3 separate regions of the Homo sapiens genome follow, and regions 1 and 3 are each linked to region 2. A link is a loop called in an ENCODE intact Hi-C map of the cell type or tissue named here. Cell type or tissue: heart left ventricle. All regions are shown on one strand.

Region 1 (5,000 bases), 110 kb before region 2:
TAGAAGATTGAACTTTGAAATCATCCCGCAACCTTGAACCAAAAGGTGAAATTGTCCACTTTGATAGATGACAACGGAAGGATCCTTTGGTTCAATGGACAGCTTGTAAATATAAAACAGTTGCTGGAAAATTATATTAGAGATGAGCTATCTCCTCCATTACAATGTTTGCTTTTCTTTAATGCGATTGAGTTCCAACAGAAAGGCTTGGGAGGGGCCACAAGCAATGCTTCAGGAGTTACTGGAAGAGAGATATGGGGAGTGAGAGAGGAGATCCATCGATGTGGAGCAGGGGCCAGGGGAGGCCTTCTGCCCAGGAGGCCTGTGCTGAGGACCCTGGCTGTGCCCAAGGGAAACTGAATTCAGAGCTCCTCCTGCATCATAAATCCAGGACAGCTGGCAGCTCTCCAAGGAAGACTGGCGCTAAACTCCAAGGGCATCAGCCGCCAGATTGGCCAACCCCTACAATGCCCTTTGAGAGCTGAGCCCCAGGTGTGTTGAATCGGGATTCCGTTCCAACCTCATGACCACATTCATTTACAAGCCCTGCATTTTGTTAATTTAAAAATGCACTCACCAGGAGGGAAGGAGGAGAGGCTCCATTAAATATAAGACAGCTGAAAGGCTGGAATTCTTCTGACATGCATGTCTTAGGAAGGAGAAGGCCTGACCTTGTTCTTTTTTTTTTTGAGACAGGGTCTCACTCTGTCACCCAGACTGGAGTGCAGTGGTGCAATAATAACTCACTGCAGCCTCTACCTACTGGGCTCAAGTGACGTGACCTCCCACCTCAGCCTCCCCAGTAGCTGGAACTACAGGCACATGCCACCATGCCTGGGTCGCTATGTTATCGGGGCTGGTCTCCAACTTTTGTTCTCCAGCGATCCTCCCACCTCAGCCTCTCAAAGTATTGGAATACAGGTGTGAGCCACCGAGCCTGGCCAGGCCTGACTTCTGAATGCATTCGTTTCTTGATCTTTTACCCCGAGTGCACGTGCAAGTTGCACCCCTGGCCACTGGGTTTTGCAGAGTGTGGCGTTCCAGTGTCCGGGGCCCCACGCCCGTCCGCAGGCTACTGGAATGCTGAGGGCGAGGAGGCTTCGCTCCACGCACACCGGATCGGCCTGCACTTCAGGGGCCAGGTCTACAGCCTTCCCCAGCGCAGACGCCGCCGGCCCGGCCGGTTCCCGAGGGCGGGGCTGCGCGGCCTCACGCCCCGCCCACCGCGGGCAGAGGCGGGGCATGGGTCACGTGACGGCACGCCGACCAGCGAGGCCCCGCCCGGCGGGAGGAGGCCCGGCCGCGACCCGGGCCGCGCGCTGAGGAGCCGCCCGGTCGCCTGCGCGCTCCCTCCGGCGGCGTCCCCAGCCCGCGGCCCCTCTGCTGCCGGCCCCCGGCTCGCCGGCTGCGGGAGTGGCCTCAAGATGGATGAAGACGGCGGCGGCGAGGGTGGTGGCGGTGAGTGTCGGAGGTGTGGTGGGCTCGCCGGCGGCCTGGGGTCGGGGGCCGGGGGCTGGGGGTCGAGGGCGCGGCGCTGGGCCGGGGTTCGCCGGAGGAGACGGGGTCGGGGGCAGCGGCAGCGGCGTCCGCTGGAGGCCTGAGGCACGCCGGGCCAGGGCCGAGGCTGGGTCTCCGGGGGCCGAGGGAGGGGGCGGGCCGGGGTCGCCGTTCGGCGCTGGCGAGGGTCTGGGTACCAGGCCGGGGCTGCCGCGGGCTGGGGTCGCCCCGGAGTCTCGGGCCGGGGTTTGGGTGTCGCTCCTCTGGGGCGGGGGACCTTGCGGGGCGACCTTCCCCGCATCTTGTCGCCAAGGGCGTTCATGCCCTCCGGAGCCCGGCGTTTCGGACGCCCCCTTTCAGCTCAGGTGGGCGGAAGCGGCTGAGCCGGTGGGAAACCGGGAGGGGAAAGTTTTGCACTGGAGGCTCCTCGAGTGTACAGGACGGGAGGGCAGGGGAAACGGTTGGAAAGCGTGACAGTCTGCTTGGCTTTGGGTCAGAAACGGTCGCTGGATTTGCTCGAACGGGGAGGGGGCCAGCTGGAGTTCAGTTCAGGGTAGACGTTTTAGGAAACGGCAGACGCGACAGATTGAGCAAAAAACTCCGTGGAGCCGAGGGTGGGAGACACGAGCTGCACCCAGCACAGAGGCAAGACCGGAGAGCCAGGTGTGCCCGGAGCCAGGTGTGCTCCCGAGTGGGTCGGGTCGATGCGCGTCGTGGCCCAGGTGGTCTGTGTCTGACGTTCGGTTTCCTCTTGCTGGAGGAATCGTGTTTGTTGGAAATTATTTAGTGGAATACAAATGACTGCTGGGTCATGCTGGGAATTAGATTTTAAAAACAGAGGAACGTGCCTCTGTATGGAGTGGGTGTTCGCTTTGGAAAGCAAAGGGTTAATGCCCGTGTTTTTACAGGAACAGCCGAAGTTGAGGTTCTCTAGACTTTTTTTTTTTTTCCTGAAGATCTCCTTTGAGCTGACAGAGAAATCATCAGAATCATCAGAACCCCATGTAATAAGGGAGCAGTTTAGAGAAATCTTAATTACAGGCTGCCGGTGCAGCTGCCTGTAAGAATCAGCAGTATTGAATGCTTCAGGATGAAGTGGTTCATCATCAAGGTGCCTTCCAGAATTCAAGTGCTGCTCAGAGGGAGATGTTTTTTTGCTGAAAGACGCGATGCAGCCAGGATGGTGGGAAGTTGGCACCCGTCATGGCATTTGGCGAGTTCAGTTCTTATAGTTGAAGCTAGGGGTAGCACTGTGGCACCGAGTGGGTGTGTTGATGGGAGCGCTGTGGAACGAAGGCGCCCAGTTGCGAACCCTCCTACAGTCAGGCTGTCTGGAGCCATGAGATCCTAAGGAATGGGTTCCCGGTGGATGTCGTGTTTCCTGCCTGTCACAATTTGGGCATAGCTGTTTTCCCTTGTTAGAAAAGAAAGACAACTGTAATATGCAGACGTTGGACATTAGCGTCAAGGCAGCTAGCTGGCTTGGCAGTTTTGTTTGTAAGGTGCTTTGGGCTCTGTGAGTAAAGAAATGTAGACTTGAAGATTAAAGCAGGAATAAAGAGGAAAAGAGGAGGCTTTAATGTGCTCCAGCAATTTGCAGGTCTTGAGTACTATAACAAAGGATGATATGAAGTATCAAAAGTCTTAAAATTGTCCTTGGGTTGTTAGTATCTCTTCTGGGAATATATCACAGGGAAGCAACCTTGAAATAAACCCCTCACGTATAAAGATGTGTATTATGCTGTTTAAAATAGCAAAAAATTGGAAACAGCAACGCCAACAGCAGGGGCATGGTGAGGTAAATTATGGGAAGTTTATTGAAGTATTTTACAACCATTAAAATAAGCAGTTTTATACATCATGGTTTAAACAACATAAACATTGGTGACATTATGGATTATTTTATTTTCTTTTTATATTTTCCAGGTTTCTGGAATAAGTGTGTATTTCAGATTGGAAAAAAACCATCAAAGACGTGAATGTTTTAAGTGTATCATTTAATTCATCTCACTGGAACATTCAACAATGAAGATTTATTTATTGATTGCCCATCAAAATGCTAGCCAGCATGTTAGGTGCTGGAAAATAACTTTTAACCTTTATTGATTTAGTTTATGACTAGCTTTCTCCCTTGCTTTGTGACAGACACTTAAAAATATTTTTGGCAATATTAGGATATTTATTTTTGAAACAGGTGAAAAGCAAAGTTTTGAAATATGAGTGATATTGTAATTATTGTATAAACTTTATGTGCTTACATTTAACTCTTGGCTGTTGTAAGTTTTGAAGTTAACATACCTCTTTACAGTTAATACCTTTTAGATTTTTAAATGCTTTAAAATTCATGTTTAAAAAAATAAAGTTGAGCTCTTTTAAAGAAAACCGTTTCAGCTGCCAGCAGATTATAAAGCATAACATTTTTTGGTATATTTTTAGAGTGTAGTACATAATGTTGAACTGTATCTGGGGGAGTCAGTTAAAGCTTGTTTAAAAGATAGGGTAAATAATCTATTCAAACAGTAGTTATGGTAGAAGCCAAAGATAATTGAAAAGGTCTTTTTTTTGTTAATGGTCAGGTTAAAAGACTTGAAAAATTGATTCCTACTTGCTATTTTTATAAGTTAATTTAGCTTTTTGTCCACTGTATTGTTCTTTCAATGCAAGATAAGGAGAGAGAGGATGGTGGCATGAATGGCTGGAAGGCAGTTACAAGAGGAGCGAGTGGGGGGCACAAGATTACAAGAACACATTGTTCCTTACAGTGTGTGCAGAGTGTAGTTAAGTCGTTTTTAATTCCTATGGGACTTTGTTGCCTTTCAGTTTTTCGAGAACAGTTCTTGAGCTAATTGGAGGGTAGCTGGCTAGTTTGGCTCATTGGGATTGTCTTCGTGTCCTGTTTGGGCATTTGTCTGATTGATGGTCCTGAATGGACCATCCCTGGCAGATGAGGTGAATTAACTATAATTGGCATTCTTCTCTCTGACCCCTTCACTCCCTGATCAATGTAGGTGTCTGTGCTTCAGGTGAAGAGATGCTGAGCCTTGTTCATAATAAAATACATGCAAATTAAGACTAGATTGAGCTCCCACCTTTCACCTTCAGACAGGTGATAACCCCCAAGTATACAAAGTCTGTTTCAAGTTTGAAATATTTGAACGGCAAGGTCGTTTCAAACATTTACGGGTAAGAGTGTAAAGTAGCCACAGGCAGGGTCAGCCCATGTCCTGTTGGCTCAGATCCGTTTCTTGCCCTTTCCCTGCAGGGACTCACCCCTGCAGGCAACATTTCCCAGGCCCTTGGTCAGCTGGCTTCCGGCTGGGATTGGCCACTGGGAGCCACTGGCAGGAGGAATGGCAGGAAGAAGGACAAAAACAGGTTATTTCCCTTAGGCCTGCCTCAGGGAGTGTCTCTGGCAGGTACCTTGTCTCCTTTTGGCTCCAGCTCCTGCCCCTTGGTCCTAGCCTTTGAGTCTTGGAAATACCTCCTCCCTTTTACCCTCTATT
Region 2 (5,000 bases):
CCTGGTCCAGAAAACTCTGGGTCAGTGACTGCGCAGGGCCAGCCGCTACCAGGACGGCCCTGAAACAGGACACATCTGTTTTTTGTCCCTCACCCTGGGCAGGCCGCGTCACAATCACAGTCCTCCTCCTCCCCACCCTGACGTCTGAGCGCAGGGCTTGAATTGTTAGTCCCAACTCTGGCCAAAGATACTTTTTTCCAGAGACAGAGGCCAGGAGGCAGTGAGGGGAGCCCCGCGGGGAGGCGGCGGCGACTGCCACAGCCCTTCCAGCCTGTCTTGCTGGCCGCCCTGGTTCATATTTGAGTTTAATTGTACTGACCCTGGACCCAGATAAGCAGCAACTTTGTGTCTTTGGGGTCACAGAACATTTTGGGGCAGTTTAATGTGGTACCAAACTGAAAATAGGAGCTATTTATAGATGGAGCAGCACTTAGTGCTTCATAGAAAGCAATGCCTATTTTTAAAGTTACAAACGCAGATATCTACATAGATATGCTTTGCTGAGAAGTTAGGTCTGTGGTAGACCAGAAACCACAAATTGACTTTTTTTCTTAGAAAATATTTCTATTTGCGGTAAATATAGTAATATGTAAATAATGTACATCTGTTGATTTCTGGAGTGTCTGTTATTCAATGATGTATATACTCCCACAGCTCGCATGAAGGAACAGCCTCTATTGATACTTGGTTGTAAAGTGAAGTAAGATTGGAGGGTGGATGGCTGTCAGAGCTCTTGCAGATACTGTGTTCACTAAATAAAAATCACATGTATTGTTAAAACAAGCCTAAGACTTGGTTCTTTAAAACAGATATTGTTGGGTCCAGCAAACACCCCTCCAATTTTCCTTTGCCCGTCCGAGGTGGGATGGCCTGGCCGAAGGTGCCGACTTCGGCAGGAGCACTTACTTGAAGGTTTTAAGAAAGTGAATTCAGATGATGACAGGAAGGAGTCTGGAAGCAAATGGGGAAAACAACAGTAAAAAGACGCCAAGTGTGTGATTTGCTGCCATTTATATACTATAGAAATTTTACATGCTGTATATTTACAGTGGGGCAAGTGCTTTTTTAATCTTTAGAAAAACAAAGATCAAACTTTAAACATCTCTGAACAACACAAACTGTATAAACCATACAGATTATTCAGATACAAACTGTATTAAATACAGTTTTCCCCACTCCATCTCCTGATGCAGGACCAGTGAATTATAAGTGTATCACAGTTTGATAGCATATCCATATTAAAAATAAAATCACAGTATGATTGTGTCTGTAACTAGAAACTCGAAGGGACCAAGCAGACAACGGAGACTCCAGTATCAGTGAAGACAAGAGACGCTGTATCAAAAAGTGTTGTGTAATAGAAACATACTGTCGGCTTTACAAATCATGTCTGGGTTATACATTCATAATGTAAATACTCATCATAACTGGGAAATTGATTGATTGGAACAGTTCCACAAAGTTCAAAAACAGAACTTGTCTATAAAATACATCTTCAAATCTTGAATACAACTAAAATAAGCAAATTAGTTTCTAGTATCAGACATTACAGAAAACAGACTGCTCTCCAAAGTCTAGGTGAGAGCTTGTGAGTTTTTAAATAAGTCTTTAAATTAAATATACACACTGTCAGTTTGTACTTTTGACAATTCCATGGTCTCCCGGTTGGTCTTGCACCAGATGTCTAACTTGGAGGAACATTACATGAAATACAAGTAATCGACCTGAGTCTGTAATTAAGCAGCATTTGAGATGTTCTATTCCAGGGCATTATTTCAATGGGATTTATATACACGGTATTTTACAATGGTCAGCAGTGGTAGAAAGTGTTCGTCCATTCGGAATAAGGGTAATTAAGAAAAGGTAAAAACTAAAAAAAAAGTTCTCCATGGTAAAATCTGTACAGTATTTACTAAAGAAGCACCACGCAGATTGGAACAGAGTTATTGTCTATCTTTATAATTTAAGCTGGGCTGGGGATGGCTTCTGTTGAACGCGTTGAATCTGAAAGACAAGAGGCGCAGGGTTAGTGAGTTGGAGGCAGGCGGCGGCGTGTAGGGCTTATTCCCGGACGCCCTGCCAGCTGCTCCCGAAGGCTGGGGAAGCTCTTCCTTGAGGAGATCACTCTGCCTTCTCTGCCTTCCTGAGTGGAAATGAGGGAACTGGCGGTGCGGGCAGCTCAGCCAGGGAGGCGCCATCTGCTGGGCCCGGCCACCACCCGCCCCAGATGCCTCCTCCACCTCCATCCTCACAGCCCCTCACTCAGGAAGTTTAGCTCCTTAATTAGGGTTGGGCCTCTCCCTTGAGGACACATTGATAAAGCCTGTTAATTAACGGCCAATTAATCCACAGACTCTTCACTTGGCAATTCATTTTAAATTCCTCTTGCTGACTACATGTGACAGACACATTTGGACAAAGTTTCCTTTCAAGGGAAAAATGGTTCACTGTCCCCTCTAGCTCCACAAGGGTCAGGTATAAAACCAGTGACTCTCCCAGGACCGCTGTGTGAAGTGATCCAACAAAGCCCCACAGCTCCGAGGTCCTGATCTGCCGCCCGGCCCTGGGCCACCTTCCTATGGTTTTGTACGGTGGCTGCTGGGGGGGTGCTGGCTCCAGCTCAGTGCCACCTCGGGGCGCAGACAGCAGCACAGGGGACGGGACGGACGAGGGAGCAAGGCTCCGCTCTCCTGAGTGAGGTGCCTGTGCTGGGGACCGGGCCTCTCCCTTCCCAGATGTTTATCAAAGGCCCGTGGGCTCTGCCGCTGTGAGCCGGGTTGGCTTTTCCCAAGTGAGGCACAAGGGAACAGGGCGACTCTGCCTGCGTGAAGGATGCGGGTCTTCCCCAGCCAGTAATGCAAACGTGATGAGGTGGAGGGTCTAGGTCTGTCCCCAAGCGCGTGGCCTGGGTCTGGGCTGGCTGGGAACCTGCCGGGGCCTCTCCATGGCTCTGCCAACTCCTATGAGCCCAGCCCCCAGGCAGAGCCGCAGAATTAAAACTCCTCTGCCTGCGTCCCCTCAGCGCCACCACAAACAATGAGGAAACAGACAGGAAAACAGCTTACCATAACTAGTGAATTTTTTGTTTTGAGGCTGAGTTTTCAATCACCTAGAAAGCAAAGGTCAGGAAAGAGATTTTAATGATGGTTGCAAAATCGCCAGGGCCTCTGCTGTGTGTGTGCGTTAAGTGGCTATGGTCAGAGTCACTGCGGTTCCCTGTGAGCGCCTGAGGCCACTCCCCAGTGAGGTGAGCAGGGATGTCCCAGCGCTCAGCGGCTGCTCCCAGGGTTTTACTGATGTCAAAGGGTTTACGTGATGACTGAGGGCTCCATCCAACCCACACGCAGCCTGATGTTAGAACAGATATCAGGCCCAAGAACTGAACTGGGCGGAACAGAGCCAGAGGAGGAGTTTGAAAGAGAAAGACAAGGGGCCGAAGTCCAGGGTAGAGGGGGACCCGCAGGACCACAGGACGCTGGGTGAGGCGGGGCCGGGCAGCGGCCTTCTCAGAAGGACAAGAAAGGCTCCTCAGTCTGCTCGCAGCAGAAGCGCCAGCTGCAAACCCTGTCATCGGTGCAGTGGGACGGGGACGGAAACACAGGGCCACCACACAGACAACGCCTGACCACAGCACCCGAGACACGAGGCAAACAAGATCACGTTCAACCTCCCTCCCGCTGGACCAGCTGCCTCGGGGGCCATCACTGTCTCCCAGTAGCCCCAGCTGGAAGCCCATGATCCTGGGAGCCTGCACCACACTCAGAATGAGCCCATCCACTGCATCCTCGGATCCTCGGGTACCAAGCAGCCCTCACGAATCTCCTTCCCCGATTCGCTGAAATGGGAACGCAAAACCAATTCTGAAATGTCCAGAACGTCTACAAGGCCCGCAGGCAACCCGTCCTCACCGGCAGTGCTGGTGCCTGTCCTCATCTCCGGCTGTTTCCCCAGCACTCCATGGGCAAATGTCCCCCATGGGGCTCACCCCGCAACCCCCAGCTCTCTCTCACACACTCTAAGGACCGTTTACCCCTCAATCAACAATGCATGCTGGCTCTGGGCTGCTGGGAGGGACAGGCCTTCCCCAGAACACACAGCTCCACCTAACCCACAACTCAGCCGAGAAGCAAAAGGCCTCAGGGCAGCCCTGAAGATTCGTCAAAAGCCCCTGGGAGGAGGGGATGCGCTTCACACGTGAACACAAACAATGGGCGTCCAGGCAGGGGTGACAAACCCTTTCTGTCAAGGGGCAATAATAAACATTTTCCGCTTTGCGAGCCACACGGTCCCTGCCCTGCCGCAGCCACTCACCTCTGCCAGGCAGTGACAGCGAAGCCGCCAGACAGCGTGGGAACGCACCTGGCTGCGCCCCAATCAAGCCACAGACACTGAGGTCTGAATTTCACATCATTTTCATGTGAAACGCATTGTTCTTTGGGATTATTTCCAACCACTTAAAAAGGTTAAAACCATTCTTAACTCCAAGTTCATACAAAGTCTGGTGACTGGCCGAAGTTGGCCCCAGGGCTGCAGTTTGCCAGCCTCCGCTCTAGGTCCACTGACTCGAGTGACATCCGCTTCTAACAGGCTCACAGCTCCTCTCGAGGGTGAGCGGTCACCGGACACCAACGGGAGAGGAAGTGGGGGGCTGCCTCAAGTGCAGTAAGAGCACAGCGTGTGGCCACAGGACGGAGACACAGCCCCACAGGGCAGAAGAGAATCCAGGACACCTGGCAGGGGCAGCCAGCGCTCTGCCACATGGAGGCCTCTGCAGTGTCACTCAAGCAGAGGCTGGTGCCCACGCTTCTAAGGAACCAAGCGAGCAAATCAGTACCGAGCATCAGGGTGCACTCAGAATGCTACAGGTTTAAGGATTCGGGAGAGTAACGTATACGCTGCAAAAGTATTTCTATCAAAAATGCTTTAAAACCAAGAGTTCTCGAGACCATCCTGGCTAACACGGTGAAACACCGTCTCTACTAAAAACACAAAATTTAGCC
Region 3 (5,000 bases), 160 kb before region 2:
GCTGGGATTAGAGGTGTGAGCCACCTCACTCGGATGTATATATATATACTATTTTTATATCGAGATGGGGGTCTTGATATGTTGCCCGGGTTCCTGCTGCCTCAGCCTCCTAAAGTGCTGGGATTACAGGCATGAGTGCCACTCTGCCTGGCTTGCTTTTAGTTGTTTTTAAGGCAGTGGATTCAACCTGTTTTGTTTTTCCTTGTTTGCCTCCTAAGAGTTCTGATTCTGGGTGGTGCATAACTGGCTCACACCTGGAATCCCAGCACTTTGGGAGGCAGAGGCAGGTGGATTACTTGAGCTCAGGAGTTCTAGGCCAGCCTGGGCAACATAGCAAGACCATCTCTACAAAAATACAAAAAATTAGCTGGATGTGGTGGCGCGCATCTGTAGTTCCAGCTACTCAGGAGACTGAGGAAGGATCACTTGGGCCTGGGAGATTGAGGCCGCGGTGAACTGTGATTGCCCCCACTACACTCCTGCCTGGGTGACAGGAAGAGATCCTATGTCAAAAACACCCCCAAAAACCCCACAAAGAGTTCTGATTATGCTCTAAGAAAAAAAAGATCAGTAATTGGAAGATTACTAAGTAGGCTCTGTTTTTGTTGTTGTTGTTGTTTTTCTGAGGCAGAGTCTCGCTCTGTCGCCCAGGCTGGAGTGCATGGCACAATCCCAGCTCACTGCAACCCCTGCATCCTGGGTTCAAGTGATTTTCCTGCCTCAGCCTCCTGAGTATCTGGGATTACAGGCGCCCGCCACCGTGCACAGCTAATTTTTGTATTTTTAGTAGAGACAGGTTTTCACCATGTTGGTCAGGCTGGTCTTGAATTCCTGACCTCGTGATCTGCTCGCCTCAGCCTCCCAAAGTGCTGGGATTTCAGGCACAAGTCACCGCACCCGGCCCTGTTTCTGTTTTTCAGAAAGGGTCTTGCTCCATTGCCCAGGTTGGAGTGCAGTGGTGCAATCATAGCTCACTGCAGCCTCCACCTCCTGGGTTCAAGTGATCCCCCTACCTCAGCCTCCTGAGTAGCTGGTACTACAGATATACACTGCCACACCCGGGTAATTTTTTAATTTTTTGTAGGAACGGGGTCTCACTGTGTTGCCCAGTCTGGTCTCCAACTCCTGAGCTCAAGCAATCTGCCTGCCTCAGCCTCCCAAAGTGCTGGGATTACAGGTGTCAGCCACCACACCCAGCCAGAAAGCAGTATTTCTTTTCACACTCCCATATTCCAAGACTTATGACTCATGCTTGTTCAGGAAAACCTATTATGTGAGGGTGAGCTGAGAAAAGAGGGGAGTTTGGTTGATTTTAAATGCAGGTGCTTTGTTCCGTGTCTTAATTCATCTGGAAATTGAGAATGCGGCCGTAGGAGAACAGTGCTTTTTAGCTTTGTGTTGTGATGCCTTTGGGAAAGTGGGAGGAGTAGGTTAAGTCACAGGCAGATTCATTGTTAAACAAATGTTCATGGTTTCCTACTGCACGGTGTAAAAGCAAGGTTTGGCAAATACGTGAATTTAAAAATGTTTAAGCATTTGGAATTTCCATTAAAATCAGCTTCTCCTGGCTGGGGAGGGTGGCCCATGCCTGTAGTCCCAGCATTTTGGGAGGCTGAGGCAGGAGGATCACTTGAGGCTAGGAGTTCCAGACCAGCCAGAGGAACATAGGGAGACCCCCATCTCTTAATTATAATTAACTAACTTATTCATTTATTTATTTATGAGACAGAGTTTCACTCTTGTCGCCCAAGCTGGAGTGCAGTGGCATAATCTCAGCTCACTGCAACCTCTGCCTCCTGGGTTCAAGAGATTCTCCTGCCTCAGCCTCCTGAGTAGCTGGGATGACAGGCATGTGCCACCACACCTGGCTAATTTTTTCATATTTTTAATAGAGATGGGGTTTCACCATGTTGGCCAGGTTGGTCTTGAACTCCTGACATCAAGTGATCCGCCCGCCTCGGCCTCCCAAAGTGCTGGGATTACAGGTGTGAGCCACTGTGCCCGGCCTAATAATGCTTATTTTTGAAGTGATACGGGCATATATATTTATATATATTGTGTTTAAGTTGGCAGATGAGGTCATGTGTCATTGGAGGATGCCAAGTAATCACTTAGTTTAAGTGACCTTTATTCTGGGCAAATTTTAAGCTAGAATGCGAAAGTCTCACCTCCCTCTGAAGGTGAAAGACTGAAGCAGGCTGCACTGGATGGAACGCTGATGCCGGATAGACTGTTTTGTGAATCTCATGGTAATTTATGTGGCTGCATAATAATTTGGGAGGAGTGGATGAGGTTGGGAAGAAAGCCCCGGGGCTGTGCCCGTGAGGTTCGCGTTGACCACAAGAGGGAGCCATGTGTTCACCTAGGGAGTGTGCTGTTTTGGGATGTTTTTATGGTTATTTTGTTTAGCCAAATTCTTAAGCAAAAATTAACATAAAAACGTCAGACTTAGTTTAGTATGGGTTGTTAACGCAAGTGTGTGTAATGTATCAAACCTTACAACAAGATCGTAACTATTTCCTTTTTTAAATTTAAAATTTTTTTGTAGAGATAAGTTCTCACTATGTTGTCCAGACTGGTCCCCAAATAACAGGCTCAAGCAATCCTTCCACCTTGGCATCCCAAAGTGCTGGGATTACAAGTGTGAACAACTGTACCCAACCCAGCTGCAGCTCTTTATTTATTTGTTCACTTAATTTATTTTGAGACGGAGCTTCACTCTTGTTGCCCAGGCTGAAGTGCAATGGCACGATCTCGGCTCACTGCAACCTCTGCCTCCCAGGTTCAAGCAAAATTCTCCTGCCTCAGCCTCCCGAGTAGCTGGGATTACAGGTGCCCACCACCACGCCTGGCTAATTTTTAGTAGAGATGGGGTTTCACCATGTTGGCCAGGCTGGTCTCGAACTCTTGACCTCAAGTGATCCGCCTGACTCGGCCTCCCAAAGTGCTGGGATTTCAGGCATGAGCCACTGCACCCGGCCCAGCTGCAGCTCTTTAATTCAATACCCATAGGTGGTGCTTAAAGAAAGAAGATAAATGTGATAGAAAAGTAAAATGTATTTTTGTGTTTATTTTTTATTTTGGTGCATGGCTTTCAGTAAGAAACCACATTTTCACACTGCACCAACACGAACAGTAGTTTTAGGGCCAGGTGTGGTGGCTCACGCCTGTAATCCCAACACTTTGGGAGGACAAGGTGGGAGGACTACTTGAGGCCAGGCATTCCAGATCAGCCTGGGCAACACAGTGAGACCCCATGTCTACCAAAAAAATAAATAAAATGATATAAAATAAGATAAAAATTTAAAAGAGCAGTAGTTTTCTTCAGAGTGGGCTGGTCAGAATTTTCACTTCTGCCAAGGATGTTCACAGGCTCCCAATGTTGGGAGCTTTTCTGGGCCCTTTCAGGTGGATGGGGCAGGGGCAGGGAGGACCTGTGCTGATTTGCGGGCCCACAGTGCGTTCCTCCTCAGCCTGTTCCTTTGCATGAGAGCCTCTTAGATGCCCTTACAGGGAAATCTGTGACACAGAACAAGTCCATTATGGCTGAGCATGGTGGCTCATGCTGGTAATCCCAACACCTTGGGAGGCCAAGGTGAGAGGATTGCTTGAACCTGGGAGGCTGAGGCTGCAATGAGCCGTGATCATGCCACTGCCCTCCATCCTGCAAGGGAGAGCGAGACCCTATCTCAAGAAAAAAAAAAAGTCAATTTTTTACTATAGAAATCACAACTTTAAATTTCTTTTGTGGCTTGTAGTGAAACATGCTTAAAATGTTGGAATCTACTAAAAAAGATTGAGAACTGCTATTGTATTATTCTATAACATCAATAAATGATTGCTCTTTCTTTTCTTTTATTTATTTAATTTTTTTGAGATGGAGTCTCGCTCTGTTGCCCAGGCTGGGGTGCAGTGGCGAGATCCGGCTCACCACAACCTCCGCCTCCCAGGTTCACGCCTTTCTCCTGCCTAAGCCTCCCGAGTGGCTGGGATTACAGGCGCCCACCACCGCACCCAGCTAATTTTTTGTTATTTTTAGTAGAGACGGGGATTCACCATGTGCAGGATGGTCTCGATCTCTTGACCTCGTGATCTGCCTGCCTCGGCCTCACAAAGTGCTGGGATAACAGGCGTGAGCCACCGTGCCTGGCTAATTTTTGTATTTTTAGTAGAGATGGGGGTTTCACCATGTTGGAACAGACTGGTCTTGAACTGCTGACCTCAGGTGATCCTCCGGCCTCGGCCTCCCAAAGAGCTGGGATTACAGGCATGAGCCACTGCGTCTGGCCAGGTATAAGTATATTATAAAATCATATCTTTCTGTTATAAAAGCTCATATCTTTATGCACATAGTTCTCTCCCATATTCACTATTCTTCTAATATATGTTATTAAGAGATAAACTGACAATAGTGGCATAATTCCTAAGAATATTTCATCTGCAGTCAGGCAACTGATGATCTTAACAGCTAATAGCAGCTATTCATTGAGCTCCCACCTCTAGGTGTGAACAGGTGGTGAAGCTGCTGGGTGTAATATTATCTCATCTTCAGAACAGTCCTGAAAAGCAGTCGTTTTCATTTTCCTGCTGAAGACATGGAGGTGAGGTCACTGCTCAGAACTGGCAGAGCTGGGAGTTGCTTGTTTGTTTTTTGAGACAGGGTCTCACTCTGTCACCCAGGTTGGAGTGCAGTGGCACCAACATTGCTCATTGCAGCCTCAAACTCCTGGGCTCAAGTGATCCTCCTGCCTCAGCCTCCTGAGTGGCTGGAACTACAGGCTTTTGCCACCATGCCTGGCTAATTTTTAATGTTTTTGGCAGAGATGGGAGTGTCTCACCATGTTGCCCAGGCTGGTCTCAACCTCTTGGTTGGCCTCAAGTGATCCTCTCACCTCGGCTTCCCAAAGTGCTGAGATTACAGGCATGAACCATCACACTCAGCTTACTGTCTTTTATTTATTATTGTTATTATTTTTTGAGACAGAGTTTTTCCTCTTGTC

The links. A loop is a pair of places that touch in the nucleus more often than their neighbours do. Peaks named below come from ENCODE experiments on the same cell type or tissue, not always from the same donor. Only the 100,000 strongest peaks of a DNase experiment are listed, where the experiment ranks them.
Region 1: a loop joins it to region 2, with 6 times the contacts of the local background. A loop is called at or near these places in 62 of 110 quality-filtered maps.
Region 3: it touches region 2 in a loop (8-fold over the local background); 98 of 110 quality-filtered maps call a loop at or near these places.

What each region holds. Positions count from the first base shown.
Region 1 is chr7:6,268,932-6,273,931 of GRCh38, reverse strand. CYTH3 (cytohesin 3) reads left to right here and starts at 1,308. Exons shown (of 13, transcript NM_004227.4): 1 at 1,308-1,458. The coding sequence starts at 1,425. RefSeq lists silencers at 1,081-1,440, 1,761-1,930 and enhancers at 1,249-1,970, 1,971-2,693. In heart left ventricle, a CTCF peak has its summit at 2,741; DNase peaks (open chromatin) are centred at 1,231 and 2,771; H3K4me3 peaks cover 3,119 bases; H3K27ac peaks cover 2,900 bases.
Region 2 is chr7:6,157,559-6,162,558 of GRCh38, reverse strand. It overlaps USP42 (ubiquitin specific peptidase 42), which reads right to left. Exons shown (of 18, transcript NM_032172.3): 17 at 3,066-3,109; 18 at 995-2,004. The coding sequence ends at 3,102. CYTH3 (cytohesin 3) reads left to right here. Exons shown (of 13, transcript NM_004227.4): 13 at 1-780. Among named protein-coding and RNA genes, the nearest start is that of USP42, 55 kb to the right of the region's middle. In heart left ventricle, a CTCF peak has its summit at 2,203 (motif pointing left); DNase peaks (open chromatin) are centred at 118 and 2,126; H3K27ac peaks cover 2,236 bases.
Region 3 is chr7:6,320,509-6,325,508 of GRCh38, reverse strand. No RefSeq gene overlaps it. Among named protein-coding and RNA genes, the nearest start is that of FAM220A, 26 kb to the left of the region's middle. RefSeq lists an enhancer at 1,758-2,258. In heart left ventricle, a CTCF peak has its summit at 2,342 (motif pointing right); a DNase peak (open chromatin) is centred at 2,318.